3 separate regions of the Homo sapiens genome follow, and all the other regions are linked to region 1. Evidence: read pairs that join two places in POLR2A ChIA-PET (ENCODE). Cell type or tissue: MCF 10A. All regions are shown on one strand. Each heading gives the region's core, and the rest is flanking DNA. Links, peaks and the distances in the headings are about the cores only. Region 1 overlaps MEIOSIN (meiosis initiator). Region 2 overlaps SYMPK (symplekin scaffold protein). Region 3 overlaps OPA3 (outer mitochondrial membrane lipid metabolism regulator OPA3).

What was found. ChIA-PET counts read pairs that join two places held together with the same protein. Peaks named below come from ENCODE experiments on the same cell type or tissue, not always from the same donor. Only the 100,000 strongest peaks of a DNase experiment are listed, where the experiment ranks them.
Region 2: POLR2A ChIA-PET joins it to region 1 with 5 read pairs; 4 of 35 experiments call an interaction of 5 or more read pairs at or near these places.
Region 3: POLR2A ChIA-PET joins it to region 1 with 5 read pairs; 6 of 35 experiments call an interaction of 5 or more read pairs at or near these places.

The regions. Positions count from the first base shown.
Region 1 is chr19:45,746,791-45,757,481 of GRCh38, reverse strand. MEIOSIN (meiosis initiator) reads right to left here. Exons shown (of 15, transcript NM_001310124.2): 5 at 6,696-6,807; 6 at 3,694-3,831; 7 at 2,758-3,003; 8 at 1,404-1,512; 9 at 205-305. Among named protein-coding and RNA genes, the nearest start is that of DM1-AS, 16 kb to the left of the region's middle. RefSeq lists an enhancer at 9,113-9,905. In MCF 10A, for the core only: no CTCF peak of the experiment used is centred there; DNase peaks (open chromatin) are centred at 4,651 and 7,861.
Region 2 is chr19:45,843,244-45,853,934 of GRCh38, reverse strand. It overlaps SYMPK (symplekin scaffold protein), which reads left to right. Exons shown (of 27, transcript NM_004819.3): 4 at 1,400-1,453; 5 at 1,550-1,623; 6 at 5,059-5,185; 7 at 5,934-6,183; 8 at 9,735-9,905. Among named protein-coding and RNA genes, the nearest start is that of SYMPK, 15 kb to the left of the region's middle. In MCF 10A, for the core only: no CTCF peak of the experiment used is centred there; no DNase peak of the experiment used is centred there.
Region 3 is chr19:45,568,002-45,578,692 of GRCh38, reverse strand. The region is part of intron 1 of OPA3 (outer mitochondrial membrane lipid metabolism regulator OPA3); the gene reads left to right. Among named protein-coding and RNA genes, the nearest start is that of OPA3, 11 kb to the left of the region's middle. RefSeq lists enhancers at 1,169-1,318, 796-1,431. In MCF 10A, for the core only: a CTCF peak has its summit at 8,599 (motif pointing right); DNase peaks (open chromatin) are centred at 1,442 and 8,602.

The DNA of each region.
Region 1 (10,691 bases), core at 1,474-9,473:
CTCAAGGAAAGAGTGGTGATTGATTGTCAAGCCTCCGTGGCAGCGGTGGCGGAGAGCTGGCAGGTGCACTGTGTGTTTGCCTTCCCTGTGCTTAGGGGATCTCCATTCCCTTTCCCGCCTCCTCTCTTCCATAGACATCCTCAGACTGAAAGTATGGGAAGGCCCACACCAGCCTACAAGGAGGAGAGACAGAGTTGCAGTCACCTTGGGGGCTGTTCTCTGGGGTCCAGGCAGGGAGCCAAGGGTCAGCGTCTAGGGACCCTTTGTCCACATCCTCGCTGGAATCATAGAACACCAGCTTCTGCCTGCAAGAGGTGGAGTTTCAGAGTCAGACTCACAGACTCTGGGCTAGAAACTGCTATGGGGCCCCTTTGGCACTCTGCACTGGCCCCTGGGGGAGTGCTGGGGGTGTAAAGCTCAGTCAGTCGAGGCTCCCATCCTCAGGGAGCTTACAGTCTCATGAGGATAGCCCAGCCCGTAAGCAGTGCTGTGACCGAGGGCGCTGGAGGATGATGAGCCAGTGGAGAGCAGTGGGCTCAGCCTGAGGGATGGGCAGTTTTCCAGGGGCACAGGGAAGCAGGCTATCCAGGAAGAAGTACTGGAATGTGAGAAGCTCAGAGGGGCTGGCGCAGGGCTTCTGGGGAATGGCAAATGTGTGGCAGTGTGAAGTATAAGAGTCATGGGTGAAGGGCAGGAGAGAGGGCTGACGAGGTGAGTTGGGGGCCACTGAAGGTCTCAAAGGCCAGGTGAAATATCCGGGCCGGGTGCAGTGGCCCATACCTATAATCCCAGCACTCTGGGAGGCTGAGGTGGGAGGATTGCTTGAGCCTACGAGTTCAAGACCAGCCTAGGCAACATAGGGGGACCTCATTTCTACAAAAAATAAACATAAAAAAATTAGCTGGGTGTGGTGGTGTGCACCTGTGGTCCCAGCTACTCAGGAAGCTGAGGCAGGAGGACTGCTTGAGCCCTGAAGGTTGAGGCGGCAGTGACCTATGATTGTGCCACTGCTCTCTGGCCTGGGCGACAGAGTGAGACCCTGTCTCAAACAAACAAACAAACAAAAATATTGGACTCTATGCTGCAGGCCTGAGGAAGGGCTTTAAGCCACAAACTCCGTGGTCAACGTCTCTGTGTTGGAAAAGCCATGTGGTCACATGAGGATGGGATGGAGGGGCAACAGGTGAGGCAAAGAGACTGGTGAGGAAGCTGTGACCATGTCTGGGAAATGGGAAGTCAGGCTTTCCTGCGAGCTCACAATGGCAGACACAAAGCTGGGCCTCCATTGGTGCTCAAGGGGCACCCGCAGAGGACGTGACTTGGCCTGTCTTCCCACTACCCCTCACCCACGCCAGACCAAACCCCTCAGCACCACTCACTCAGTGCCCTGGGGACGCCCTTACCTGGGATGGGGCTGGGTCTTGTTGAGAAAATGGATCCTCGCCACATCTTCCTGAGCCAGGAGCGCAGGGAAAGGTGCGTCATCCTGGACACTGCCCTGGCACCAGCAGCCTAAGGGGCAGATCAGGATGACCATGCCTGGGGACTGGACCAAATTCCAGGAAGCCCAGAAGCAGGGGACAAAGGGGTGCCAGCTTCTGCCACACACCCTCTCACTCCCCAATCCTAGCCCAAACCTCAGGATGCAGGGTGTCACGTTGGTGTGAGGCTGAGGGGTGCCCCAAATCACCCCTGGGTTTTTTGAATCCCACATCCCTATCAGAAGCTGTAATGGGGGCTGGGCACCGTGGCTCATACCTGTAACCCCTGCACTTTGGGAGGCTGAGGCGGTGGATCACGAGGTCAGGAGTTCAAGACCAGCCTGGCCAACACGGTGAAACCCCGTCTCTACTAAAAATACAAAAATTAGCCGGGCATGGGTGCGGGCGCCTGTCCCAGCTACTCAGGAGGCTGAGGCAGAGAATTGTTTGAACCTGGGAGGTAGAGGTTGCAGTAGCCGAGAGTGCACCACTGCACTCCAGCATGGGCGACAGAGCAAGACTTTGTCTCAAAACAAACAAAAAACTCTAATGGGCCCGGCACAGTGCCTCACACCTGTAATCCCAGCACTTTGGGAGGCCAAGGTGGGCGATCACCTGAGATCAGGAGTTCAAGACCAGCCTGGTCAATATGGCAAAACCCTGTTTGTACTAAAAATACAAAAATTAGCTGGGCGTGGTGGTGCGCGCCTGTAATCCCAGCTACTCGTGAGACTGAGGCAGGAGAGTCGCTTGAATCCAGGAGGCAGAGGTTGCAGTGAGCCGAGATTGTACCACTGCACTCCAGCCTGGGCGACAGAGCAAGACTCCATCTCAAAAAAAAAAAAAAAAAGAAAAGGCTGAATGAACAAATAGAGGAACGAGATGACTTGAGGCCTCAAAGCCTCGAGCTCCGACCTCCCTCCCTCTGGCCTAGCTCTCTGCTTGAAAGCATCACCACACGTTTTCCAAACCAGTGCAGTGACTGGGGCATGGGAGAGCCAAGTGAGGCCTGAGGCGGAGGCCCTGCCCTCCTCCCTGGTTCTGTGATGGGAAGCCCACACAAGACAATGACGCTGATCTCATCCCCCCATTACAGCCACGACACAGCCTGAGATGAAGACCACCAGAGCAAGGCCACAAGCTTGAGAAGTAAGAGGCGGTGTTTCCTATTCACTGCTGCAGCCCCCACTACGGGTACTGTGTCTGGGACACAGCAGGTGCCCCCAGAGTGGCATCTTACTGAAAGACTAAGTTCAGAGTGAGGAAAGAGACCCACTTGAGATGTCACAGTGGATGGTGTCCTCGGCCAGATCCAACAGCGTCAGCTGGGACTGTCCTCCTTTTCTGTCACCTGGAGGTGAGGATGATGCAGGCCTCGGGTGACCGCAGGAGTCAGGGCACCTTGGAGGGGTAGTGGTCCCCCCTGTGCCACTTCCTTTCTGGTCTGGGGATGGGGCCACCAGCTTCTCAGGCTTGTTCAGGGCCAGAGAGCGGCGAGGCTTCGGGGTCCGAGTCTGGCTTTCTGGGGGAGCAGAGGTTCAGGTGTCAGAGGGGCCTGGGAGTCACCTGCCTGTCACCAGAATAGGGTTCAGGTGGGAAACATCCTTGTCAGTGTCAAAGCTATGCCTGGCCTGGTATGGGAATGCCCAGATCCTCAATCACAGGCCTCTTTGTTCAACCCCTGTCCACCTGTCAGAATCATCTTGCGACCTTTAAAAAACACTGGCCAGGCGCAGTGGCTCATGCTTGTAATCCCAGCGCTTTGGGAGGCCGAGGCAGGCAGATTACTTGAGGTCAGGAGTTCAAGACCAGCCTGGCCAACATGGCGAAACCCTGTCTCTACTAAAAATACAAAAATTAGCTGAGCATGGTGGCACATGCCTGTAATCCCAGCTACTCATGAGGCTGAGGCAGGAGAATCGTTTCAACCTGGGAGGCAGAGGTGGCAGTGAGCTGTGTCACTGTACTCCAGCCTGGTGGACAGAGTGAGAGTCTCTCTCAAAAAAAAAATACTGATGCCCAGGTTCTGCCATAGACCAGTGAACCCCAAGTTTCCGGGTGTGAGGCCTCAGTGCTAATACAAGGAGGAGCTGGGAGTTGAACCCCGGCACAGGGTGCTGAGAAGGCCCCCAGAGTAAGGACATCCCTGGAGAAGGAGCCCTGCTCCTGGGTGACCTGGGCTTCTAGTTCTGCCTCCAGTGACAGCTTGTACCTGATGCCTGGGTCAGCTTCTTCTTCCGAGGCTTCTGGCACGCCCCCTGGAGACAGGACTTCTGAGAGCTTGGGGAGCTGGAGGGGGTAGAGTGTCTCCTCCGCCTGGCTGGGCCCCAGGCTGGTTTCTGACCCAGCCCTGCAGGGATGGAGAGGGAAACAGCTCAGATCCCCCACCCCATCTGCATCCAACTGCAGTTCCTGCCTTCCAGACAATGCTCCTCAGTCCCGGGTCAGGGTGGGCCCCCAGGCTGACTTTACAGTGTGGAAACTGAGGGCTTATCCAAGGCCGCTCAGTCAGGACTGTGAAAGTAGAGGGCAAGAACTCAGGTTTCTTCAGGGCTGTTTTGGGCCTTGGCTCAGTGGGAGAATGGAATCAACACTTCCCCAGACTGGGCACCTTGAGGATGCTTCACCCTCTCCCCGCCCACACCAGTACCTCCTCCCGCCTTCCTCAACACAGTGAGGGTCTCCTAGCCGACCCCCTCAAGGTCACTGGGGCCTTTCCCTCTGGCCTCTCGATTCTTCCTCATTAACATCTTCTAGGTTTACTCACTTCTATCCACATTCTCATCTACAGCGCTAGCTTGGGCCTAATTGTCCCGTCTAGATCACTCCGAACAGTGTCTTTCCTCATCTCCCTGACTCCAGTCTCTCACTTCATGACCAGTCCTCAACACTACATGTCAGGGACAAAAATTAGCTGGGTGTGGTGGCGGGTGCCTGTAATCCCAGTTACTTGGGAGGCTGAGGCAGGAGAATCGCTTGAACCCAGGGGGTGGAGCTTGCAGTGATCCGAAATTTCGCCACTTCACTCCAGCCTGGGCGAAAAGAGCGAGACTCCGCCTCAGAAAAAAAAAAAAAAAAAAAGAAGAAGAAACTATCTGAGTAAGAGCTTGCAGGCATGAGAAGACACGCGCGGGGTGTCTGGGGACAGGCAAGTCATTGGGTGTGATTGGAGGTCTGCGTGGCATGGAGATGATGTGTGTGGGCTCTGAGCCAGGCCCTGACTCAGGCTCATCTCTGTGACCTTAACCTCTCTGGGCTTCAGTTCCATCACCTGCAAAACAGGACCACATTAGCTTTTCCCTTCGGTATTTGTCCTGACGATTAAATGTGAGTTAATACATAGAAACAAGTCAGGCTTGGTGGCCCACTCCTATAATCCCAGCACTTTGGGAGGCCAAGGCGGGAGAATTGCTTAAGCCCAGGGGTTTAAGACCAGCTTGGGCAACACAGTGAGACTCTGTCTCTACAAAAAAACAAACAAAAATATTAGCCAGAGCCAGGCACGATGGCTCACATCTGTCATCCCAGCACTTTAGGAGGCTGAGATGGGTGGATCACTTGAGGTGATACCAGCTTGGCGACCACGGCAAAATCCTGTCTCTACTAAAAATATAAAAATTAGCTGGGTGTGGTGGCGGGCGCCTGTAGTCCCAGCTACTTGGGAGGCTGAGGCAGGAGAATGGCTTGAACCTGGGAGGCAGAGCTTGCAGTGAGCTGAGATCACGCCACTGCACTCTAGTCTGGGCGACAGAGAGAAACTCCATCTCAAAAAAAAGAAAATTATCTGGATATTGGTGGCACGTGCCTGTAGTACAAGCTGCTTAGAAGTCTGCGGCAGGAGGATTGCTTGACCCCTGGAGTTTTGAGTCCTGGGATTTTGAGGTTACAGTGAGCCATGATCATGCCACTGCATTCCAGCCTGGGTGACAGAGTGAGACCTTGTCTCAAAAAAAAAAAAAAAAAAAAACGGCTAGGAGCAGGGGCTCACAGCTGTAATCCCAGCACTTTGGGAGGCCAAGGTGGGTGGATCACCTGAGGTCAGGAGTTTGAGACCAGCCTGGCCAATATGGTGAAACACCGTCTCTACTAAAAATACAAAAAAATTAGCTGGGTGTGGTGGTGAGTGCCTGTAATCCTACCTACTCGGGAGGCTGAGGCAGGAGAATCACTTGAACTTGGAAGGCAGAGGTTGCGGTGAGCCAAGATCACGCCACTGCACTCCAGCCTGCGCAACAAGAGCTAAACTCTGCCTCAAAAAAAAAAAAAGAAAGAAAGAAACATACCACAGCACCTGGAACATAGCAGTCCCCTAAGGCTAGATGTGCTGGGTGCTGTCGCTGTTACTGTAGTGTAAAATATACTGGCAGAGGCCCGGGAGGCAGAGGTCGCAGTGAGCAGAGATCACGCCACTGCACTCCAGCCTGGGTGACAGAGTGATACTCCGTCTCAAAAAACACACAAAAAACAAAAAACAAAACAAAACAAAAAGCACAAATAAATAAATAAAATACGCTGGCAGAATGGTAGGAGATGAGGCTGGGGAGGTTTGGCAGGGACTAGGAAGGCAGGGATGAGATCCCAAATGGTTTCCAGCACCTGGCTATGGAGGGAAGTGAAGAAGATGAAAATTACTGAGGGATTTTATGCCAGGGGAAGGTCATGATCAGATTTATTTTATTTTATGTATATATTATTATTATTATTATTATTATTATTATTATTATTATTTGAGACACAGTCTTGCTCTGTTGCCCAGGCTAGGGTGCAGTGGCGTGATCTCGGCTCACAGCAACCTCCGCCTCCCAGGTTCAAGTGATTCTCCTGCCTCAACCTCCCAAGTAGCTGGGATTACAGGCGCCAGCCACCACACCAGCTAATTTTTGTATTTTTAGTAGAGACGGGGTTTTGCCATGTTGGCCAGGCTGGTCTCGAACTCCTGACCTCAAGCGATCCGCCCGCCTCGGCCTCCCAAAGTGCCGGGAGTACAGGCATCAGCCACTGTGCCCGGCCTGTTTCTTCTGCCTGGCTGGGCTTCCCTGCATCTCCTACAGTCCTGAAGGCCCAGCTCCAAGGCCCCTCTTCTCTGAGGCATCTTGCATATCTCTCTTTGTCCCCTATACCAGGCCTTGACAGAAGGGTCACTCAGTATCCCTGATGGCTGGAACAACACTTGGAACATCACAGGCACCAGGAAACACTGGCTGAACTACTTACCCGCAAGTCCACCTTCCCCAGTGGTGATGTGGCATTTGAACAAGGCCTTGGCGGCATCGATGTTTCTCTGGAGGTACTGAATGTACTGCAGGACATGCACCAGAATCTCCTTCTGCCTCAAAAGAAAGACAGGGTTGGCCAGGCTCACGCCTGTAATCACAGCACTTTGAGAAGCCGAGGTGGGCGGATCATGAGGTCAGGAGTTCGAGACCAGCCTGGCCAGCATGGTGAAACCCCGTCTCTACTAAAAATACAAAAAATTAGCTGGGTGTGGTGGCACATGCCTGTAATGCCAGCTACTTGAGAGGCTGAGGCAGGAGAATTGCTTGAACCCGTGAGGCGGAGGTTGCAGTGAGCCAAGATCACGCCGTTGCACTCCAGCCTGGGCAACATAGCGAGACTCTGTCTCAAAAAAAAAAAAAAAAAGAAAAAGAAAAAGAAAGAAAGAAAGACAGGGTTGAGCACAACAGCCAGGGCTCAAGACAATGTGGGGCTGCTGGGGACCAGAGACACAGCCTGAAGCAAAGGTTGCAGTGAGCTGAGATCATGCCACTGCACTCCAGCCTGTAGCTGTAGCCCCTGTCTCACTGGTCTGCAGTGAGGGCTAGATAGCAGAACAAGAAGGTCTCTGCCGACTGAAGAATTGTTGGGGTGGGTGGGGAATGGGGTCCTTCCTGGAGCCTCTGTGTCTCTGGTCCCCAGCAGCCCCACGTTGTCTTGAGCCCTGGCTGTTGTGCTCAACCCTGTCTTTCTTTCTTTTTCTTTTTCTTTTTTTTTTTTTTTGAGACAGAGTCTTGCTATGTTGCCCAGGCTGGAGTGCAATGGCACGATCTCAGCTCACTGCAACTTCTGCCTGCCAGGTTCAAGCAATTCTCCTGCCTCAGCCTCCTGAGTAGCTGGGACTAGAGGTGCGTGCCACCAGGCCCAGCTAATGTTTTGTATTTTTAGTAGAGACGGGGTTTCACCATGCTGGCTAGGCTGGTCACGAACTCCTGACCTTGTGATCTGCCCGCCTTGGTCTCCCAAAGTTCTGGGATTCCAGGTGTGAGCCACCACGCCCGGCCAATAGTCTTTTTTTGTTTTTTTTTTTTGCGCTTTTTTTTTTTTTTTTTTTTGAGACAGAATCTTGTTCTGTCGCCCAGGATGGAGTGCAGTGGCGCAATCTTGGCTCACTGCAAGCTCCGCCTCCCGGGTTCATGCCATTCTCCTGCCTCAGCGAGTAGCTGGGACTACAGGCGCCCTCCACCACGCCTCGCTAATTTTTTTGTATTTTTTAGTAGAGACGGGGTTTCACCATGTTAGCCAGAATGGTCTCAATCTCCTGACTTCATGATCCGCCCACCTCAGCCTCCCAAAATGCTGGGATTACAGGCGTGAGCCACTGCGCTCGGCCTTTTTTTTTTTTTTTTTTTTGAGACAGGGTCTCTTGCTCTGTTGGCCAGGCTGGAGTTTAGTGGTACCATCTCAGCTCACTTCAACCTCCACCTCCTAGGCTCGAGCAATCCTCCTGTCTCAGCCCCACAAGTAGCTGGGACTACAGGCGCATGCCACCATGCCCAGCTAATTTTTTGTATTTTTTATCGAGATGAGGTTTCGCCATGTTGTTCAGGCTGGTCTCAAACTCCTGGGCTCAAGTGATCCACCCGCCTTGGCCTCCCAAAGTGCTGGGATTACAGGCATGAGCCACCACACCTGGCCTCAGTCTTTTTTTTTTTTTTGAGAGGGAGTCTCGGTCTGTTGCCCAGTCTGAAGTGCAGTGGTACGATCTCAGCTCACTGCAGCCTCTGACTCCCAGGTTCAAGCGATTCTCCCACCTCAACCTCCTGAGTAGCAGGGGCTACAGGAATGTGCCACCACGCTTGGCTAATTTTTGTATTTTTAGTAGAGACAAGGTTTCACCATGTTGGCCAGGTTGGTCTCGAACTACCGACCTCAAGTGATCCACCCACCTCGGCCTCCCAAAGTGCTGGGATTACATGTGTGAGCCACTGCACCCAGCCAGCCTCAGTCTTTTTAAGCTTATTATCTCTAATACCAGGCTTGGAGCATATGGTTGGCACTCGCTAAGAAAAAGTCCTTATAAACCATGAAGTAATATATAAATGTTACTTATTATTACTAGTATAAAGGTTGTATGTAGAAAGCAATTGGGCATCATCCCAGATTTCAAGACAGATGCCTCAGTAATTGAAACTTCAGGAAGGTTAGCTTGGGGGCTACACCAGAGTCTGGACTCTCAAAGACCTTCTGAAGGTAAGATCAACAGGTCCTGTAACTGTCCCAACAAAGGGAGCTCATTCAGTCATTCAACAAACATCTATTGAACCTTGAGTGACAGAATGGTTGAAGGCAAGAGCCTTTGGAGTGAGATACATCTGACTCTATTTCTTTTAAGATGGGGTCTCATGGCCAGGCGCGGTGGCTCACGCCTGTAATCCCAGCACTTTCAGAGCCCGAGGCGGGTGGATCACGAAGTCAGGAGATCGAGGTCATCCTGGCTAACACGGTGAAACCCTGTCTTTACTAAAAATACAAAAACTAATTGGCCGGGCGTGGTGGCGGGCACCTGTAGTCCCAGCCACTCAGGAGGCTGAGGCAGGAGAATGGCGTGAACCCAGGAGGCAGAGCTTGCAGTGAGCCGAGATGGTGCCACTGCACTCCAGCCTGGGGTACAGAGCGGGACTCCGTCTCAAAAAAAAAAAAAAGACAGGGTCTTACTCTGTTGCTCAGGCTGGAGTGCAGTGGTATGATCTCGACTCATTGCAACCTCCACTTCCCAGGCTCAAGCTATCCTCCTGCTTCAGCCTCCTGGGTAGCGGGGACCATGGCTGGCTAATTTTTGTATTTTTTGTAGAGATGGACTTTCGTCACATTGCCCAGGCTGGTCTCGAACTCCTAATCTCAAGCAATCTGCCTGCTTCAGCCTCCCAAAGTGCTGGTATTACAGGTGTGAGCCACTGTGCCTGGCCACATCTGAATCCCTCCCTCTCTCTTTCTCTCTGTCTCTCTTTCTATCTCAACTCTGTGCCTGTGGGCGATGTGACCATTCTCTGCACTTCAGTTTCCTCAGACCAAAGAATGAGCATAGCCATACATCTCTCACAAGCCTTGTGGGAGAGTTAAATGAGAAAAATGTATCTAAGACACTTAGCACTCAAGGTCTGACACCTGGAACGCTCAGTAAGTTGGGAACGGTTGTTACTGCTGTCTGCTGTCTGCTCTCTGCTCTTGCTAGGCCCTGTGGGCAAGGCGGACAGAGATGTCTCCTTTATGGCTCTGGCAGAACTCCACCTGAAGGAGGTCGGAAACAAGGAAGTAATTGCAGTGATACGCTGGGGGTGTTCATGGTCAGAGGGAGAACCTACATGATCAGACGGGGCAGGGGGCAATTCACCAGCCAGAGTGGTGAGGAAGGACACTCTGAATCAAAGCTGCACCCCAAGTCTCTAACACAGGAGAGGCAATTCTCACAGCTCCTGCTATGGCGCGGAGCACTGGACTGAGCATGTCCCACGGCCCCGGGATGCGGGTTGTCTGTGGAGCAGGACCCCATGATGCAGCTGAGGGAAGGATGAAGAGGTGGGAGAAGAGGGGTTCTGAAGACAGCAGAGGACACATGGTAAATAAGTAGGCTGAGGCCTGGGGAGAATTCCAAGAGATGTGGCCATCCGGTCATTTATGAAACGTTGCCAGTCCCCTGACAAGACTGCCATTCCTCGAGGGGAGGGACTGTGTCATAGTCATCTCTGGCTCCCCAAGGGCTATTCCAGCACCTATGCATGCCAAAAACTCACATTCCTCAAATATTTTTAGCACCATCGTGGACTGTATAATGCATCCCCCCAAAGTTCCAAAGATGTCCATGTCCTAGTCCCCAGAACCTATGAATATGTTGCCTTGTATGGCAGAAAGAAAGGACTTTGCAGATATGATTGAGTTAAGGATCTTTTTTTTTTTTTTTCTTTTGAGACAGAGTCTTGCTCTGTTGCCTAGGCT
Region 2 (10,691 bases), core at 1,043-9,042, 97 kb before region 1:
CACTCTGCTGGGAGCTGGCTGAACTAGTAATTGAATCCTGGATTCCAGCTCCAAATCCTACACTCTTCATCATTGCATTTCTTCTCTGCCAGTGTCCAGTCCAGTGGGGCAGACATTCCTGTCACCAGGCAATGATGACCCAGTGTGGGCAGGGCTGGGATGGAGAAGGGAGCCCAGGGGGGCTCTGGGAGCCCAGAGGGAGCTCCTGACCCAGCCTAGGGATGGGGAGTCAGGGAGGACTTTTGAACCAAGCCATGGAGGATAAAAGGAGAGAAGTGTACCAAATGAGAGAGGCAGAGCATCTCTTTTTTTTTTTTTTTTGAGGCAGAGTCTTGCTCTGTTGCCCAGGCTGGAGTGCCATGGCACGATCCTGGCTCTCACTGCAACTCCTGCCTCAGCCTCTTGAGTAGCTGAGATTACAGGCACCTGCCACCATGCCTGGCTAATTTTTGTATTTTTAGTAGAGACGCGTTTCACCATGTTGACCAGGCTGGTCTCAAACTCGTGAGCTCAAGTGGTCCACCCTCCTTGGCCCCCGCAAACTGCTGGGATTACAGGCACGAGCCACCGTGCCCAGCCAAGAGAGGGAGAGCATGTCAAGCTGAGGGCACAGAAGTGTGTGCAAAGGCAGAAGACGACATGGGACACTTGGGCTGGGCATGGTTCAGAGCAGGAGGCAGTTGGAGTTCAGAGACTGGCAGGGTTAGCATTCCTGTGTGAGAACCCGTTCGGCTCCTTCATCAGCCTGTAGCCTTGTGGAGTAGCCCCACCTCCGAGGTGGAGTGGATGCACCTGGTGCCTCCCCCATGGGTGGTCATGAGGCCGTTTAGCAATAGTAGCTTGAGTTGTAGCAGCCAGGTCCTGTGCCAGCTCTTTGCTTATTGGAGGATGTCCATGGGAAGGGCTTACTCCAAAGAGCCTGGCAGGCACAAGGGCTTCAGGAATTGGGTTCTCACTGTGAAGATGTTTGCTGAATCATGGCAATGTGAAGTAGGGAGCAGAAGCAGAAGGAGAGTGGGGAGAACTGATGGACAGGTGAATGGAGGCCAAACCTCAGGAAGGCCTGAGCCTTGGGGCACTTTCCTCTTTTTTTCAGCCCCCTCCTGTGTCATGTCCTCACTATCTACCAGGACCTGTGCCTTGTAGGATCTCATTGTAGCCTCCTAACATCCCTTTTGAGTTGATGTTTAAGAGTCTCATTTTATAGAAGAGCAAACTGAGGTTCAGAGACCATGCCCAGAGCATAGCACCCTTGGTAGGGAGAAGCAGAGCCAGGCATTGAAATGAGTGTATCTGCTGCCTAGCCCTCTGCTGTCTTCCCCTCTACTCTCCTGTCTGCATTGATTGGCCCCTCGTTTTATATGGGTATTCCTCCTCCCCACCCCCAATCTCCTTCCAGGTCCAGGAGCTGATCATCAACAAAGACCCCACACTACTGGACAACTTCCTGGATGTGAGTGACTGACAGAAGAGAAAGGGGTGTGGTGTAGGGGAAAGGGGATGTGGATCCTTGTGTAGCCCTGATCCACTTTCTCTCTAACATTGGCAGGAGATCATCGCATTCCAAGCAGACAAGTCAATCGAAGTGCGAAAATTTGTCATCGGCTTCATCGAGGAGGCATGGTATGGGGCGAGGCACGGAGCCCCGGGAGCATTCTCACTGGTGGCAGCCTTCAGCTCGTGGCCTGGCCTGGAGGCCACCACTGAGAGGCCTGCCCTCTGCTTCCCAGACCCTTTCTCTCTCTCATACACACTGATTCCCCAGCAAATACTTAATAAGATGGAAACCCTGGGGTCATCTGTGATTCCTCTGCTTCTTCCACACTTCACATCTACATTATCACTAAGGACTGTGGGCTCCACTTTGAGAATATCTGTAGCATCTGACCGTTTGTCAATCACTTCCTCTGCCACTATGCAGGCCCAAGCCACCCTTTCCTCCTACCTGATGACTTCAGTGGTCTCTCTCTGGCTCCCTTCTTTTTCTTTTTAGTTAAATTGAAATTCATATAACAAAATTAGCTTTTTTTTTTAATCTTTTGTTTGTTTGTTTGTTTTGAGACGGAGTCTCGCTCAACTGTTGTCCAGGCTTGAGTGCAGTGGCGCAATCTCGGCTCACTGCAACCTCCGACTTCCGGGTTCAAGCTATTCTCCTGCCTCAGCCTCCCAAGTAGCTGGGATTACAGGCATGCGCCACCACATCCGGCTTATTTTTGTATTTTTAGTAGAGAAGGGGTTTTGCAATGTTGGCCAGGCTGGTCTCAAACTCCTGACCTCAGGTGATCTGCCCGCCTTGGCCTCCCAAAGTGTTGGGATTACAGGTGTGAGTCACTGTGCCTGGCCTTTTTTTTTTTTTTGAGACTGAGTTTTGCTCTGTTGTCCAGGCTGGAGTACAGTGGCGCAATCTTGGCTCATTACAACCTCCACCTCCCAGGCTCAAGAGATTCTTGTGCCTCAGCCTCCTTGAATAGCTGGGATTACAGGTGCGTGCCACCATGCCTGGCTAATTTTTGTATTTTTAGTAGAGATGGGGTTTCTGCCATGTTGGCCAGGCCAGTCTTGAACTCCTGACCTCAAGTGATTGGCCCACCTTGGCCTCCCAAAGTGCGGGGATTACAGGCATGAGCCACGACGCCCAGCAAAAATCAGCTATTTTAAAGTGAACAAGTGAGTGGCATTTAGCACGTTCACAATCTCGTTCCAGGGCATTTCATCCCCCAAAGAGGAATCACCGCACTCATTTCCCGCTTCCACTCTTGCACTCAGCAGCCAGAGTGACGCTGTTAAATGTAAATCAGTCTTGGCACACCCCTGCTCTCAGACCCCAGCTGGCTCATCAGCTTACTTAGGTGGAAACCCAAACTCTCACTTCGGCTTCATCTCACTTCTGATCCTCTCTGTCTCCCCTGCTCCTCAGAAGTCACAGTTGGATTTCGCAGCCTGTCTGCTTGCTGTTCCTGCTAGGGGCCCTCGTCCCCAGGTTGCCACCTGGCTCTCCCCTCCCTTCCCTCAGGTCTCTTCCTCAGAAATTCCTTCCTGCCCGCTCCCATGCAGCCCCATGTCTCAGGCACCCCACCTTCACTGTTCTTTACAGTGTTCCTCACTCATTGAAATAACCTTGATTCTTCCCGCAAAATATCAGCTCTGTGAGGACGGGGCTTGACTTTTTCTGTCTTGCTGGCCACTTTGTCCCCAGTACCTGCCTGGAGCAGTGTTGTCACCTAGTAGGGGCTGACTACGTATTTGTTGCACACGTGAATGAGTTGAACATAACAGTCACCACATGGAACACGTACTGTGCCCTGCGCTGTGTCAGGTCCTTTCCCGTGTTATCTCCGTAATTATGGCAGCCTCGATGGATACTGTGGTTATCCTCTTTTTACAGAAAGGGAAACAGGCTCAGAATGGTCAAGTGACTTGTTCAAGCTGGTCACTTGCTCATTTGTTTATTAAAGCTTTACTGGATGCTTTGTGACTGGGAGGAAGTAGACTAGCTACTGTGTATTAAATATTTGTTTGTAAGGCACTGTATTAAATGCTTGAGCAGCTTCATTATTCGTAATACTATGGATCAGTTGTTTGACCCTTTAACTGAAGAGAAAACAGTCTCAGAGAGGTGAAGTGAATTTTCTTAAGGTCACACAGCCAGAATGTGGCAAGGCTGGGATTTTATTTATTTATTATTTTTTTGAGATGGAATCTCACTCTGTCGGCCAGACTGGGGTGCAGTGGTGCAATCTCGGCTGACTACAACCTCTGCCTCCTGAGTCAAGTGATTGTCCTCCCTCAGCCCCCCCGAGTATCTGGGATTACAGGTGCCTGCCACCACACCCAGCTAATTTTGTTTTCTGTTGTTGTTTTTTTTTGTTTTTGTTTTTGTTTTTGTTTTGAGATGGAGTTTCGCTCTTGTTGCCCAGGCTGGAGTGCAATGGTGCGATCTCGGCTAACTGCAACCTCCACCACACAGGTTCAAGTGATTCTCCTGCCTCAGCCTCCCAAGTAGCTGGAGTTACAGGTGCCCGCCACCATGCCCGGCCAATTTTGTATTTTTAGTAGAGATGGGGTTTCACCACGTTGGTCAAGCTGGTCTCAAACTCCTGACCTCAGGTGACCCACCTGCCTCAGCCTCCCAAAGTGCTGGGATTACAGGCGTGAGCCACTGCGCCTGGCCAAGGCTGGGATTTTAACTCATGTCTGCAATGCCAGAACCCAAATATCCTATCTCCCCATTTACTGGGAGAATTTGTGGTAAATTTTCTGAATTTGTAAAAAGTCCATTCAGCAAATACATACCATGTGACTGCTGTCGTACCAGGCATCCATGTTAGGCTGTAGTATAGCAGTGAGCAAAAACGTATTATTCCTGCCTTCATGTAGCTGACAGCTAAGTTTCATATTTTTTGACTGATTTAATTAATATTTCAGATTGTAATGTATGCTGTGAAAATTCTGTGCTGAGCTCCTATTTATTCATTGAACATTTGTTGGAGGCCCTTCATTTTTTTCTTCAATGAAAATGACCCTGCTGGGGTTATTGCCAAGCTAGGAAAGGGTCCCTACTTTTTGAGCCCTCAGACTGAGGCAAGCAAAACTAGTGATTACAGAAAACAAAGTGCTTTAAAGTAGCAATGGCTGGTGTTTACCGAATGCTTTTTGGTGTTTACTGAATGCTTTCTGCATGTCAGGCACTCTTCTAAGCACTTTACAAGTATTGTTGCAATTTTCCCAAAAAATTGCATAAACAATTGGATAGATACTATTATTCTAAATGAGGTGAAGTCGCTTGTCCAAATTCACACAGTTGTCTGCCCCTACTGTCCCTTATGTGAACAGCAGGGCCCTGAGAGAGCAAAGGAGTTGGTGTTACAGGACCAGTCTAGATAGAGGGTTCAGGGGCGGCTCAGTCTGGAGGCACCAAGCACTGTTCCCAGCTTCTGGATGTGCCATTCCGGTCCCCTGAGACAGGTCCCTGATTTCCCTTCCCTCCTGGACCTCAGGCTCCTCCTACTTGCTCTAAGACCACACCTTGACCTCGCCCCTTTTTTCTCCATCCCTCAGCAAGCGAGACATTGAGTTGCTGCTGAAACTCATTGCAAACCTCAACATGCTCTTGAGGGACGAGAATGTGAACGTGGTGAAGAAGGCTATCCTCACCATGACCCAGCTCTACAAGGTGGCCCTGCAGGTGAGAGCGCCCTCCCCACCCAGGGCCATCCTGCCTGATATGTCTCGTTGACAAACTAATATGTTGGGGTTCAAAACCAGCATCCGAGCATACTCTTTATGGGCAAGATGTGCCACTGGTCTGTGGGAACAGATAACATGGAGAGCTAACGTTGTCTCCTAGGTCAGGAAGTTGCACTTAACCTTCATTCCTTCCATTGACCATCCGTTTATTCACTCAACAGACATTCCCTGAGTATGTCCTCTGTGCTTAGCCCTGGGCTAGGTGATGCTGGGGACACAGCAGTGACCAAGACAGCTTACTGCCTTCACAGTGCTCATAACCCAAGGAGGGAGGTAGACCTTAATTAATGAATCACATAAATATTGATTATGGAGTGTGATAGGAAAAGAACACTCTATGGTGTGATGTACATTAGCATTAATAAAACGAATGAATCCATTTAATCACCACCACCTTGTGAAGTCAGCACTGTTAGTCCTTTACCCTGAAGATGTGTGCCTTCATCACACTGAGTGGTCACTCTCTGCATCCCCATGAGGGCAGGGCGAGGCCTGGCCACTACTCAGTCCTGTCTCCAGCATCACCGAGCACTGGGCTGGGGCAGAGTTGGAACTCAGTAACTGTTAACCAAATGAATGTATTCATCATTCATGGTTCTCTGGGTATTGGCAGAGGGTGTTGGTGATTGATGCGTTGTCTTCACCTCTTTGTGTGTCTCTTCCATTCCTTCCTGGCCTGCTGGCAGTGGATGGTAAAGTCACGGGTCATTAGCGAGCTACAGGAGGCCTGCTGGGACATGGTATCTGCCATGGCGGGGGACATCATCCTGCTATTGGACTCTGACAATGACGGCATCCGCACCCACGCCATCAAGTTTGTGGAGGGCCTCATTGTCACCCTGTCACCCCGCATGGCTGACTCAGAGATACCCCGACGCCAGGAGCATGATATCAGCCTGGACCGCATCCCTCGTGACCACCCCTACATCCAGTACAGTGAGTACTGCCTTCAGCTGCCACCCCTGACAGCCCTGCACCAGTTTCCTCTCCTTCACGCCCCTCCCTCTCTCCCCCTTGTCTTTTTTGGTTTTAAATTTCTGGAACAGTGTGTGCAGTAGTTAAGATCCCTGGTGCTAGGTTCAGATCCCAGCTGCACTGCTTACTCATCATGAACTTGGGCAAGTTACCTGTCTCTGTACTTCATTTTCTTTTTTGTAAATTGGAGACGATAACATAGTACCACTCTCACAGGTTTGTAGTGAAGTTCCATGAGTGTGAGCCAGTCGATGCTAGCTAGTTTTATGGTTTTCTTTTTTTTTTTTTTGAGATGGAGTCTTCCTCTGTCGCCCAGGCTGGAGTGCAATGGCACAATCTCAGCTCACTGCAACCTCCGCCTTCCGGGTTCAAGAGATTCTTCTGCCTCAGCCTCCAAAGTAGCTGGGGCTACAGGCTCCCGCCACCATACCTGGCCAATTTTTTTAAAAATTATTTTTAGTAGAAGCAGGGTTTCACCATATTGGCCAAGCTGGTATCGAACTCCTGACCTTGTGATCCGCCCGCCTTGGCCTCCCAAAGTGCTGGGATTACGGGCTTGAGCCACCGCGCCGGGCAGTTTTACAGTTTTCTTAACTGCAAATTATAAAAGTAGGACATAGGCCAGGTGTGGTGGCTCATGCTTATAGTCCCAGCATTTTGAGAGGCCAAGGCAGGCAGATCACTTGGGGTCAGGAGTTCGAGACCACCCTGGCCAACATGGTGAAACCCCTTATCTACTGAAAATACAAAAATTAGCCGGGCATGGTGGCGGGCACCTGTAATCCCAGCTACTTGGGAGGCTGAGGCACGAGAATCGCTTGAACCCAGGAGGCAGAGGTTGCAGTGAGCTGAGACTGTGCCACTGCACTCCAGCCTGGGTGACAGAATGAGACTGTCTCAAAAAAAAAAAAAGTACTATATATACACTTGGTGTCAAGCAATATGGGTGAATCAAAAGGAATAATGTCCCCTCCCTCAGTCCTGCTTTCCAGAGATAAACACTGTTAAGAGTATTATGTTTCCTTTCAGATCTTTCCTGTGCACATGTAGGTATTTGTATGTGTATATGCATAGTGTCTGCATTTGTTTGCTTTTCTGTTTGCAAAAATGAGGCCATGCTTTGTGTTTTCATCTCAGAGACATTATAGTAGCTTGTGTCTGACACACAGCCTATTTTCCCTTGTCTCTGAGCCTGATTCCTCATTGGTAAATTGGGGATCGTTATTATGGCATCTAATTTAGGATGTAGGTATGAGCATTTGGTGTATTAATATGGCTGGAATAGTAAACATTCCATAAATATTAACTATTCTTATGTATTGTTTGACAGCCTTTTTGACTTAATAGTATCAGTGACGTCCTTCCCTGTGAGAATCATATAGTTGCTATACCATATTCCATAGTATAGTTACATTACATTCTATTAAGCAATGCTCTGTTGATGGTCATTTAGATTTTTAATTCACTTTTATTTTTTGAGACGGAGTCTCGCTCTTTCACCCAGGCTGGAGTGCAGTAGCGCTATCTCGGCTCACTGCATGCTCCGCCTCCCGTGTTCACGCCATTCTCCTGCCTCAGCCTCCCGAGTAGCTGGGACCACAGGTGCCCGCCACCACGCCCGGCTAATTTTTTGTATTTTTAGTAGAGACAGGGTTTCACTGTGTTAGCCAGGATGGTCTTGATCTCCTGACCTCGTGATCTGCCCACCTCGGCCTCCCAAAGTGCTGGGATTACAGGCGTGAGCCACCGCGCCCGGCCTAATTCACTATTTTAAATAATGTGGCGTTCAAGTCAAAACTACAATGAAATGTCTCACCCCAGTTAAAGTGACTTTTATCAAAAAGACAACAAATGCTGGCGAGGATGTGGAGAAAGGGAAACACTTGTACACTGTTGGTGAGAATGTCACTTACTACAGCCTAAAAATTGTTTGGAGTTTTGAGGTTCCTCAAAAAATTAAAAATTGAGCTACCATATGATTCAGCAATCCCACTGCTGGATATGTAACCGAAATAAAGGAAATCACTGTATCAAAAAGATAACCCGCACTTCCATATTCATTGCAGCACTAGTCAGAATAGCCAAGACTTCGGAGCAAACTAAGTATTCATCAACAGAGTAATAGATAAAGAAAATGTGGTACTCATACACAATTGAATACTATTCAGCCATAAAAAAGAAGGAGATCCTGTCATTTGCAACAACATGGATGGAAGTGGAAGTCATTAAGTGAAATAAGCCAGGCACCGAAAGACAACTTTGCATGTTCTCACTTATTTGTGAGAGCTAGAAATGAAAACAATTGAACTCATGGAGACAGACGGTAGAATGATGGTTACCAGAGGCTGAAAAGGGTAATGGGCGGTTGGGGAGGAAGTGGGAATGGTTAATGGGTACAAAAAAATAGTTAGAACAAATAAGATCTAGTATTTGATAGCCAAGCATGGTGGCATGTGCCTGTGGTCTCAGCAGCTCAGGAGGCTGAGTTGAGAGGATCACCTGAGTCTGGGTGGTGGAGGTTGCAGTGAGCCGAGATCACGCCACTGCTTTCCACTCTGGGTGACAGAGTGAGACCCCATCTCAGGGAAAAAAAAAAAGATCCAGTATTTGATAGCACAGCAGGGTAACTATACTAAAAAATAATCATACATTTTAAAATAATTGAAATAGTATAATTGGATTGTGTGTAACAAAACGGATAAATGCTTGTGATGGAGACCCCATTTACCCTGATGGTGATAATTATGCATTGCATGCCTGTATCAAAATCTCATGTACCCCATAATTATTTACACCTACTATATACCCATTAAAATTTTTTAAGTTAAAAACATATATATGGCATTCGTTATGTTTCTGTATAGGAAAGGTCTGGAAAGATATCCACCAAAGTTTTAAGCATTAATTTTGGGGACTGTATTGAGGGGAGTGGTGTCACAAGGGACTTTGAGTTGTGTGTATATACACATGTATTCTAGTCTTTCACTATTGCAAGCCCATGCTTTGAACATCTTTATAACTAAATTTTTTTTTTTTTTAATATGGAGTCCAACTCTGTCACCCAGGCTGGAGTGCAGTGGCGCGATCTCGGCTCACTGCAACCTCTGCCTCCTGGGTTCAAGCGATTCTCCTGCCTCAGCCTCCCAAGTAGCTGGGATTACAGGCACAGGCCTTCACACCTGGGCTAATTTCTTGTATTTTTAGTAGAGACGGGGTTTTACCATGTTGGCCAGGCTGGTCTTGAACTCCTGACCTCAAGTGATCTGCCTGCCTTGGCCTCCCAAAGTGCTGGGATTACAGGCATGAGCCACTGCGTCTAGCCCCTTATAACTAAATTTTTATACTCATTAATAGTCTCATAGAACTAATCAACCACCACATTTTCTGTTTTTCCCGCCATTCATAGACATCTAGGTACCAGGATCTGTCCTTCCTTTTAGTCCCAAAAGCTGCTGTCTCCAGAGGCCTGGGAAAACGGATCCCACTGACTGGTTCTCCTCTCTGTCTCTTAGACGTGCTATGGGAAGAGGGCAAGGCAGCCTTGGAGCAGCTGCTTAAGTTCATGGTGCACCCTGCCATCTCCTCCATCAACCTGACCACAGCGCTGGGCTCCCTTGCCAATATCGCCCGCCAGAGACCCATGTTCATGTCTGAGGTGATCCAGGCCTATGAAACTCTGCATGGTAGGTCATTGTCCTCCCCCCTCCCCCTGCCTTCTCTTCACTGGCCAGTCTGCTCTTTCTTTTTTTTTTTTTTTTTTTTTTTTTTTTGAGACAGAGTCTCGCTCTGTCACCAGGCTGGAGTGCAGTGGTGCAATCTTGGCTCACTGCAACCTCTGCCTCCCCAGTTCAAGTGATTCTCCTGCCTCAGCCTCCCGAGTAGCTGGGATTACAGGACACACCACCACACCCAGCTAATTTGTTTACTTTTAGTAGAGACGGGGTTTCACCGTGTTGGCCAGGATGATCTCTATCTCTTGACCTTGTGATTCGCCTGCCTCGGCCTCCTAAAGTGCTGGGATTACAGGTGTGAGCCACTGCACCCGGCCTCAGCCTGCTCATTCTTAAAGAAATGTAGCTCCGTGGTGGACCCCGAGCGCTAGTCATCCATCTGGCAGGCCTGAGATTCTCTACATTAGACAGGAATCTTTTGGCATGTGACAGAAACTTGATTCAGGACTGGCTTTAATATTGAGGTATGTGGGGGTGAAATGACATGATGTCTGTGAAATACTTTCAAATATTCCAGTCCTCTCCCCCCACCAAAAGGGAGGATAGATGTTCCAAGATTAGCGAAATGTTGATGGGTACACAGAGACTCATACCATTTTCTCTGTTTTGTGAAACGAAAACCGAGAAGTCTGGGGTTGGGGTATGAATGCGTACAGGTCGTGGATCTGCATTTCTCCATCTCTCAGCTCTTTGTTTCTCCATTTTAGTTTCACTCTCTGGCCCTTTCCTTAGGGTAGC
Region 3 (10,691 bases), core at 1,287-9,286, 180 kb after region 1:
ACCACGCCCGGCTAATTTTGTATTTTAAGTAGAGATGGGGTTTCTCCATGTTGATCAGGCTGGTCTCTAACTCCCAACGTCAGGAGATCTGCCCGCCTTGGCCTCCCAAAGTGCTGGGATTACAGGCATGAGCCACCACGCCTGGCCCGGGAGCAGAGTTTTTAAGGATAACTTGGTGGGTGAGGGGAAGCCAGTGAGCCAGGAGTGCTGATTGGTCAGAGATGAAATCATAGGAATTCAGAGATGTCTTGTGCTCAGTTAGTTCCTGGGTGGCGGTGGGGGAGGGGGAGGGCGGGCACAAGATCAGATGAGCCAATTTTTTGATCTGGGTGGGGCCAGCTGATCCATCAAGTGCAGAGTCTGCAGAATATCTCAAGCACTGATCTTAGGAGCAGTTTAGGGAGGGTCAGAATCTTGTATCCTCCAGCTGCATGACTCCTAAACCATAATTTCTAATCTTGTGGCTAATGTTAGTCCTACAAAGGCAATCTAGTCACCAGGCAAGAAGGAGGTCTGCTTTGGGAAAGGGCTGTTACCATGTTTGTTTAAACTATAAACTAAGTTTCTCCCAAAGTTAGTTCAGCCTTCACTCAGGAATGAACAAGGACAGCTTGGAGGTTGGAAGTAAGATGGAGTCAGTCAAGTTAGATCTCTTTTGCTGTGTCAGTCATAATTTTGCAAAGGCAGTTTCAGGATTACAGGCGTGAGCCACCACGCCTGGCCTCAAAATCTAAAATATTTACTCTCTGCCCCTTTACAGGAAGAGTTTTCTGACCCTGCTCTAGAATAGTATCCCTGCCCTTGTTTTTTGACATTGACATTGGAGCCAGTCCTCTGATTGATAGTGTGTCCCGATGTCTGGAGTCTCCTGATTGCTTCCCCGATTGGATTCATGTTGAACATGTTTGGCGGGAACACCACAGACTCGAGGTGCCTCCTAAGGACATCCCTTCAGGGGACTCCTGAGGTCTATTTGTTCTGTCATTTGTGATGGTGATTTGGATCGCTTGGTTAAGGTGTAACCATGTCAAGAACCTTTCCTTTTCCTCTTAGTAATGAATAACCAGTAGATTTGTTTACAAGGTAGAGCCAGCAGGATTTCCCATGGATTGGGTGTGAGACAGCCGACTGGAGGAGGGGCAGGTTGGACAGAAAGACCTGGAGCTCAGTTAGGGACAGGTCGAGTTGGAGATGCTACCAGATATTGCAATGTACTGGCTTCTTACATTTACACCTTTTAATTACATCATTAGTGTCTTCACACTGCTGATTGCCCTTTGCTGTGGCCCCCAGCCATGGTGATTGGAATTTCCCAGGGTGCACTGGCGGCCCTGCTTTCTCTCAGGTCAGGCGTCCTGAGCTGACCAGCAAATCCAGTATCTGTACCTTTGGCTGAGATACTTTTGACTCAGCAGGCTGCGCCCAGCTGTCTCACAGGAGAGGCTGGAGCAGTAGCTGTGGCTGCCTGAGGAAAGAACAGTACATGCTAGAAGCATAAATCATCGATGATGCACCCTGTTGGGGAGGCAAAGATCTTTTTAAACACAGAATTCCTTTGTTTAAATTATTTTAACCCAAAAGTAAAGGAGGTTGGTGATGTTAGGCAGGTTGAGGCCATGCCTGCAAAGTGCACTTTTGGTGCTCCCAGGGAGGCTGTGAGATATCTCTGGGCAGTAGGAAAATTCCAGCTCATCTGTGTTTATTCCTTTGGCGCGCACTGGTCCTTTTTCTGGTTTATCACACACAGTAGGCAGTAGAGTGACTGGTCCCCCAAAGATGTCCACATCCTTATCCCAAGAACCTGTTGAATATGTTACCATGCACAGCAAAGGTGACTTTGCAAATGTGATCAAATGAAGGATTTGGGGATGGGGAGATGATCCTGAATTATGCAGGTCAGGTCAGTGTGATCACAGGGGTCCTTATAAGGGAAAGAGGGAGGCAAGAGAGGGAATGATTTGAGGGATGCTGCCCCGCTGGCCTTGAAGATGGAGGAAGGGAGGCATGAGCCAAGGAATGCGGGCAGCCTCTGGAAGCTGGAAAAGCCGAGGAGATGGATTCTCCACTGGAGACTTCAGAAAGGAACACAGCCCTGCGGACACCTTGAGATTAGCCTAGTGAAAGCCATTTTGGACTTTTTTTTTTGGGGGGGGGGGGATGGAGTTTCATTCTTGTTGCCCAGATTGCAGTGCAGTGGCACGATCTCAACTCACTGCAATCTCTGCCTCCTGGGTTCAAGCGATTCTCCTGCCTCAGTCCCCTGAGTAGCACCCACCACCACACCTGGCACCCACCACCACACCTGGCTAATTTTTTGTATTTTTAGTAGAGATAGGGTTTCACCATGTTGGCTAGGCTGGTCTTGAACTCCTGACCTCAGGTGATCCACCTGCCTTGGCCTCCCAAAGTGCTGGGATTACAGGCGTGAGCCACTGCGCCCAGTTTTTTGTTTTGTTTTGTTTTGTTTTTTGAGAGGGGGTCTCACATGGTCGCCCAGGCTGGATTACAGTGGCATGATCTCAGCTCCCTGCAACCTCTGCATCCCGGTTTCAAGCGATTCTCCTGCCTTGGCCTCCTGAATAGCTGGGATTACAGGCGCATGCCCTAATTTTTGTATTATCAGTAGAGACGGGGGTTTCACCATGTTGGCCAGCTGGTCTTCAACTCCTGACCTCAGGTGATCCACCCGCCTTGGCCTCCCAGAGTGCTGGGATTACAGGCGTGAGCCACCACAACTGGCCCCCATTTCAGACTTCTGACTTCTGGAACTGTAAAATAATAAATTTAGGGCAGGTGCGGTGGTTCATGCCTGTTATCCCAGCACTTTAGAAGGTCGAGGCAGGAGGATCACTTGAACCCAGGGGTTCAAGACCAGCCTGGGCAACAAAGCGAGACCTTGTCCCTACTAAAAATAAAAAACAATTAGTGGGGCATGGTGATGCATGCCTATAGTTTTAGCCACTCAGGAGGCTGCGGCAGGATTGCTTGAGCCCAGGAGAATGAGGCTGCAGTGAGCTGTGACCGCACCCCTGCACTCCAGCCTGGGTGACAGAGCAAGACCCTGTCTCAAATAATAATAATAATTTGTGCTGTTTTAAGCCACTGCATTTGTGGTAGTTTGTTATAGTGGCCGTGGGAAACAGATACACCATGATCATTCATTCAGGTTGCTGAGGTCATTTTTTCAGAAGTGCTCAGCTCTGTGGCCATTCTTATGAATTTAGGCCATGGACTTGGTTTCAGTTTTCTTTTTCTACATAGCCATCTGATCCAAAGCTTGGTGGCTTACCGTAGTAACTCTTAGCCAGGTGCAGTGGCTCATGCCTGTAATCTCAGCACTTTGGGAGGTTGAGGTGGGTGGATCACTTCAGGCCAGGAGTTCGCGACTAGCCTGGGCAACATGGCAAAACCCTTTCTTTACTAAAAATACAAAAATTTAGCGGGTACCTGTGGTCCCAGCTTCTCAGGAGGCTGAGGCAGGAGAATCGCTTGAACCTGAGAGAGGTGGAGGCTGCAGTGAACCGAGATCGTGCCACAGCACTCCAGCCTGGGCAACAGAGCAAGACCCTGTCTCAAAAAGGCAAACAAACAAAAAACCCAGTCACTCTTAGTTTCTGTTACCTTTGTGGCTTGCCTGGGCTCAGCCGGACAGTTCTTTTGCTGGTTGCTGCTTGGCAGGCTCTCATCCAGGTGCAGGTGGAGGTGGCTGGGCTGGAGTCATCTGGAACTGGCACTGGGACTGGGGAGTTGGTTCCCTCTCAGCGTAGCCTCTGGGCCTCTCTTCTCCACGTGGTCTTTCCTGCAGGGTAGCTGAATATCTCACATGGCTGCTCAGGACTCCCCAACAGCCAGATTTTCATGAGGGAAGAAGCAGAAGCTGCAGGTTATTTAAGGGCAAGGCCTGGAATCTTCCAGCGTCATTTCCACCACACTATTGGTCAAAGCAGCTCCAGGCACAGACCACAGTGGGTGTGGGAAAGAACTGCACAGGGTGTGATACGAAGGGGTCCCTGATGGCACAGTCTGCCACAGAGTAGGCACTCTTGGCTTCGGATCTTGGCACTGCTGCTTATTAGCCATGTGACTTTGAGCAGGCAGCTTGACCTCTATGAGCCTCCATTTCCATATTTATCAAATGGGATACTAATAGAACTTATCTCCCAGGATTCTTGTGAGGATGCAGCAGGATAGTGGATAGGCGAGCCCTGGCCCGGGACATGCCCATCTGGTTGCTACTACAGGCTACAGGGGGTATACATGGAATCCGTTTTTTTTTTCTTTTTTTTTTTTTTTTTTGAGACAGAGTCTTGCTCTGTCGCCCAGGCTGGAGTGCAGTGGCACGATTTTGGCTCATTGCAAGCTCCGCCTCCCGGGTTCACGCCATTCTCCTGCCTCTCAGCCTCCCGAGTAGCTGGGACTACAGGCGCCCGCCACCACGCCCAGCTAATATTTTTTGTATTTTTAGTAGAGACGGGGTTTCACCATGTTAGCCAGGATGGTCTCGATCTCCTGACCTCGTGATCCGCCCGCCTCAGCCTCCCAAAGTGCTGGGATTACAGGCGTGAGCCACTGCGCCCAGCCCCCTTTGTTTTTTTTGAGATGGAGTCTAACTTTGTTGCCCAGGCTTTTGCCTTCCTGAGTAGCTGGGATTACAGGCGCCTGCCACCACGCCCAGCTAATTTTTGTATTTTTAGTAGAGACGGGGTTTCACCATGTTGGTCAGGCTGGTCTCCAACTCCTGACCTCAAGTGATCCGCCCGCTGTGGCCTCCCAAAGTGTTGGGATTACAGGCGTGAGCCACCGCACCCAGCCGGAATCCCTTCTTGTCATTACTGCCCAAGTGCCAAAACCTCTGCTTCTAGATAAAGACTTCGTGCACTCAGATCCTTGCCCTGCTGTTTACGTGGTGTGTGTCCTGCATGAGTCCCTCTGCCTTTCTGTACCGAATAGCACTTAACCTCATAGTTCTGATGTTCCCTCAGCACCATTCAGTAAACAGTGTTTACTGTTTACTGTTTGCAGCGCGGCCTCGAACCAGGCTGCCTGCTTATCTGTCCCCGCTCTGCCACTTTCTGTGTGACCCCAGGGAGAGTTATTTAACCTCTCTGGGCCTCAGTTTTATGCTTGTAATTGGGTTGTTATGTGGATATTAAGATCCATAAAACATAGAACTGTACCTGGCCCTCAAGTACTCTGTACATGTTTATTTACTTATTTATTCATTTTATTTGTTTATTTTTTGAGACAGAGTTTCGCTCTTGTTGCCCAGGCCGGAGTGCAGTGGCGTGATCTCAGCTCACCGCAACCTCCACCTCCTGGGTTCAAGTGATTCTCCTGTCTCAGCCTCCCGAGTAGCTGAGATTACAGGCATGTGCCACCATGCCCAGCTAATTTTTTGTATTTTTAGTGAGACGTGTGAATATAAGATGAGATTTGGGTGGGGACACAGCCACACCGTATCACTTGGCCTGGGGGATGGGGACTATGCTGTGGGGGAATTGGGCAGGCAACAGCCTTGTGTAGAACCAGGTCTCTGGCAAGGTACCTGGTGAACTAGAAAAAAACCTCCGTCTGAAGGCACACAAGCTTTGCCCTAGGTAGAGACTGATACATTCTCCTCTGAGAATTTGTAGCCACTGACTGTCCCTCATGTGGGCTTGGGGCCTCTTTGAAAGGTCCTGGAAGTTGCAGGCTGAGAATGAACCCCTAGGGGTACCTAATTGTATCTAAGCACCTGGCAAGGGCAAACATAAACTCTTCCTGCCTGTGCTCTCTCTGCCCAGGCCTTGGAGAAATCCTTCAGATAGAGTTCCAGCACATACAAGCTCACAGTAAAAAAAAAATATATATAGATAGATATATATCGAGATATATATCTATATATATAGTATGATATATATATCTATATATAGTATGATATATATAGATATATATCGAGATATATATCTATATATATAGTATGATATATAGGTATATATTGAGATATATCATATATATAGTATGATATATATAGATATATATCTCATATAGATATATATGATATATATCGATATATATATTTATATACATATATCATGATATATATGATATATATCAATATATATATTTATATACATATATCATGATATATATCCATATATGATATATATATCATATGATATATATATCTCATATCTCATATATGATATATATCTCATATATCTCGATATATATGATTATTATATGATATATGATATATATCATATATTGATATACATATATCATGATATATATCGATATATATCGATAATCTCATATGTTGATATATATGAGATATATATCGATATATATCTCATATATGTCGATATATATGAGATATATATCGATATATATCTCATATATGTCGATATATATGAGATATATATCGATATATATACTATATATATTTTTATTTTTTATTTATATGAGATATATAATCATATATATCGATATATATGAGAGATATATATATATCTCATATATATATCAGACCAACCTGACCAACATGGAGAAACCCCGTCTCTACTAAAAATACAAAATATATATATATATCAATATATATTGATATATATATATACACCACATGAAAAAAGCAGCCACCATGAGCGAGAGCCAGCAGAAAAACATGGCAGGTCACAGCCTGCAAACGTGGAATTATCAGATGTGGATATAAAATACCTAAGCTTATCTGTTAAGAGGATAAAAGAGAAGGATATTAAAACACAAGTAAAATGAAAAATTGCCAGGAAGCTGGAAAAAGAATTAAACAAAACTTCTAGAAAGGACAGCTACAACAGTTGGTGTTCAGCTCTCAATAGAAGGGCTAACTAACCACCAGGTTAAACACAACTGCCAAGAGGATTGGGGAGCTGAAAGGTGCACAATATGGAGGAAAACTAGTGAGCTTTCTGGGGCACTTCCAGTAGATGCCCAGGAGTGCTACCTGCAGGTCCTGATTTGGTGGACGTAGGGAAGGGGTGGACGTGTTTATTTTTAGCAGTCTCTAGAGTACATTCTCACACGCACCAGTGTTTGAAAATCACTTTGCTGGAGTTTATTTATAATCACCAGAGCGTCACATCAGTTATATTATATGGCAGCCAGGCTGCTGCTGGTGACCTCCAAACATTTATTATTATGTTCTCCTATCAAGGAAACACTTCTGAGGTTCCTTCCCTAGCATATATGTATGCACGTGTGTACACATATGTAAAATTATTTAGCAGTCAGCCAGGCACGGTGGCTCATGCCTGTAATCCCAGCACTTTGCGAGTCCAAGGCGGGTGGATCCCCTGAGGCGGGGAGTTCAAGACCAACCTGAACAACATGGAGAAACCCCGTCTCTACTAAAAAAATACAAAAAATTAGCTGGGCATGGTGGCGCATGCCTGTAATCTCAGCTACTTGGGAGACTGAGGCAAGAGTATCGCTTGAACCCGGGAGGTGGAGGTTGCGGTGTGCCAAGATCGCACCATTGCACTCCAGCCTGGGCGACAGAGCAAGACCCTGTCTCAAAAAAATAAAATAAAATAAGTAAATAAATAAATAAATGAAAGTATTTAGCAGTCATGTATAGCGCTAACATATAATAGTATGGTTATATTATATGCATTTAAAAACATACACAAAAATTAGAGGGATGAAACGAACATAAAAATTTTTAAAATAAACTTATTTATTCATGCCCCCCCCCCCCAAATAGTTTTGCTGTCACCGAAAACATTTTCCTATGCAGACATTATTAAGTAAATTTGGAAACTCTTGGTGAAACCCTCTGTGAGAGTCTGGCTTTGAATTTTTTTTTTTTTTTTTGAGACAGAGTCTCACTCTGTCGCCCAGGCTGGAGAGTAGTGGCACAATCTCGGCTCGCTACAACCTCCACCTCCCAGGTTCAAGTGATTATCCTGCCTCAGCCTCCCGAGCAGCTGGGATTACAGGCTTCTGCCACCACACCCGGCTAATTTTGTTTTGTTTTTGTTTTTTTCCCCAAGATGGAGTCTCACTCTGTCGCCCAGGCTGTAGTGCAGTGGTTCAATCTCAGCTCGCTGCAGCCTCCACCTCCCAGGTTCAAGCAATTCTCCTGCCTCAGCCTCCCAAGTAGCTGGGATTACAGGGGTGTGCCATTATGCCCAGCTAATTTTTTTTTGTATTATTATTGGAGATAGGGTTTCACCATATTGGCCAGGCTGGTCTCGAACTCCTGACCTCAGGTGATCTGCCCACCTCAGTCTCCCAAAGTGCTGGGATTACAGGCATGAGCCACCGCTCCCAGCCAGCTTTGACATTCTTTGTATGTGGCTGTCACAGCTGGCAAAGACCTAACTAAGGCACATAGTCTCAGATGGAAGAAGTGTGTCATTGGCTGCGTTTAATCTCGCTGCTCCTTTTTTAGTCCCACCCTTCATTATGCAGAGGCATTTGCTGGAATTTGCTCATGTACTCATGGCTAAATCTTCTGGCCGATTTCTGAACAGGGATCTTTTTCAGAAGCCCCTGTGTAGAGGGCTGGCTGATTTGCAACCTGAGTGCATCCCAGGGAATCTACTTGCGCTGGCTGCAAGCAATATGCCAAGTGGACAGGAGAGGGCGCCCGTGTCAGCCTGGGGATGGCGCCTGCCTGAGAAAGCACCAGAGGCCATCTCGGTCATTGACCCCGGTGTATCTCTGTATTAGTTTGTGCTCATCTGTAATTAATTGAAAACCCAGCCAGTAAATGTCAATCAAACCTTAAATCAAAAGGGTGTTTTTTGCTGGCTTTTCAGTAAGCCCTGAGGAAGGCCTGTTCTTGGTTGGTTTGGTGGCTCAGTGGTGTCATTGGGAACCTGAGGACTCCATCTCTGCTGTGTTGGTGCTCAGGCAGTCCTCATGGCCTCAGTAGGGCTGCTGCGGCTCCAGGCATTGTGCCTTTATGTTTCATAAGGGAGGAAGTCTATGCGTGTGTGTATGGAGGGGCGGGTGGTCAGGTAAGTGAGGGTAACGCTTCAAGGAGGAAAATCCTTTTCCAGAAGCCCCCAGGAAACTCCCCTCACTGCCAGCTTACCACAACCGGGTCACCTCCCACCCCTTGGTGTATGGGAGGTTGCAGTGGTGAGTATCGGCTTCTAAACTCTAATGGAGGTGGGGAGGATGGAATTACTAAGACAGTAGAGAATAATATAAAGTAGCACTGGTAATCAGACGCACTGAAGTTGTTCTGAAATCTTTTTTGTTTATTTTGAGACAGAGTCTTGCTCTGTCGCCCAGGCTGGAGTGCAGTGGCGCGATCTCGGCTCACTACAACCTCTGCCTCCTGGGTTCAAGTGATTCTTCTGCTTCAGCCTCCTGAATAGCTGTGACTACAGGTGCCCGCCACCACGCCCAGCTAATTTTTGTATTTTTAGTAGAGACGGTGTTTCACTATGTTGGCCAGGGAGGTCTTGAACTCCTGACCTCAAGTAATCTGTCTGCCTTGGCCTTCCAAAGTGCTGGGATTACAGGCGTGAGCCACAGCGCTCGGCCCTAGCCTCTCTGTTAATTGCGTCCTCTGAGCCTTAGAAACCCCTGAGTATCCTCTATACCAAGTTGAGTTGGTCTCTCCAGGCCTGGGAGGAGAGTAGAGGTGGGGATCATTTTCTGGGGTGTGGCTATGCTTCAGTCCATTAGGAGGCTGAGTAATTCATTCACTCAACAAATCTTTATTTAGTGCCTGCTGTGTGCCAGGAACTGTTCTAAGAGGCATGACTCAGTAGTCAACAGAACAAAGATCCTTGCTCTCATGGGGCACATTTGAGGGTATTAGTTACCTGCCTAGTGACCCCAGGGCACAGAGGGGTGCCTCATCCCGGATTTCCTGCCAAATTCCCAGGCTGAATCCAGTGGTCCACCCTGCGTCACATCCCCATCCCAGCACCGTCTCTGTGGCCCAGGGAAAGCAGTGCCCTAATTGGCCAGGCTCAGGAGTGGGGTTACCTCCTCCTGAATCCCTTGAACCAAAAGTTGGGGAGATAGGATCCCCCAGGATGCTGGGCAGATGGAACCAGTCATGCCCCTCTGGTAACTGGAGCATTGTGTGTTACTGCAGTCTCGGGTTGCTGTAATGGAAAGATCAAGCCAGGTCTGTGGGAGGAAGCACTGCCTATTGCGGCCTGCACAATTCTGTTAATACTTGGAGCACTGTTAGGGCAAGCTTAAAACTGGCTGGATTGGGCGGGGGCACAGTGGCTCACACCTGTAATCCTAGCAATTTGGGAGGCCGAGGTGGGCGGATCACCTGAGGTCAGGAGTTCGAGACCAGCCTGGCCAACATGGTGAAACCCCATCTCTACTAAAAATACAAAAATTAGCCAGATGTGGTGGGGCATGCCTGTAATCCCAGCTACTCGGGAGGCTGAGGCAGGAGGGTGGCTTGAAACCAGGAGGCAGAGGTTGCAGTGAGCCGAGATTGTGTCACTGCTCTCCAGCCTAGGTGGCAGAGCAAGACTCTGTCTCAAAAAATAAATAAATAACAAAATAAATAAATAAATTGACTGGATTGCCAGGTGGGGTGGCCAACACCCGTAATACCAGCATTTTGGGAGGCTAAAACTGGAGAATCACTTGACCTTTGGAGGCTCAGGTTGTAGTGAGCTGAGATCGTACCAGTGCACTCCAGCTTGTGTGATAGAGTGAGACTGTGTCTCAAAATAACAGTAATA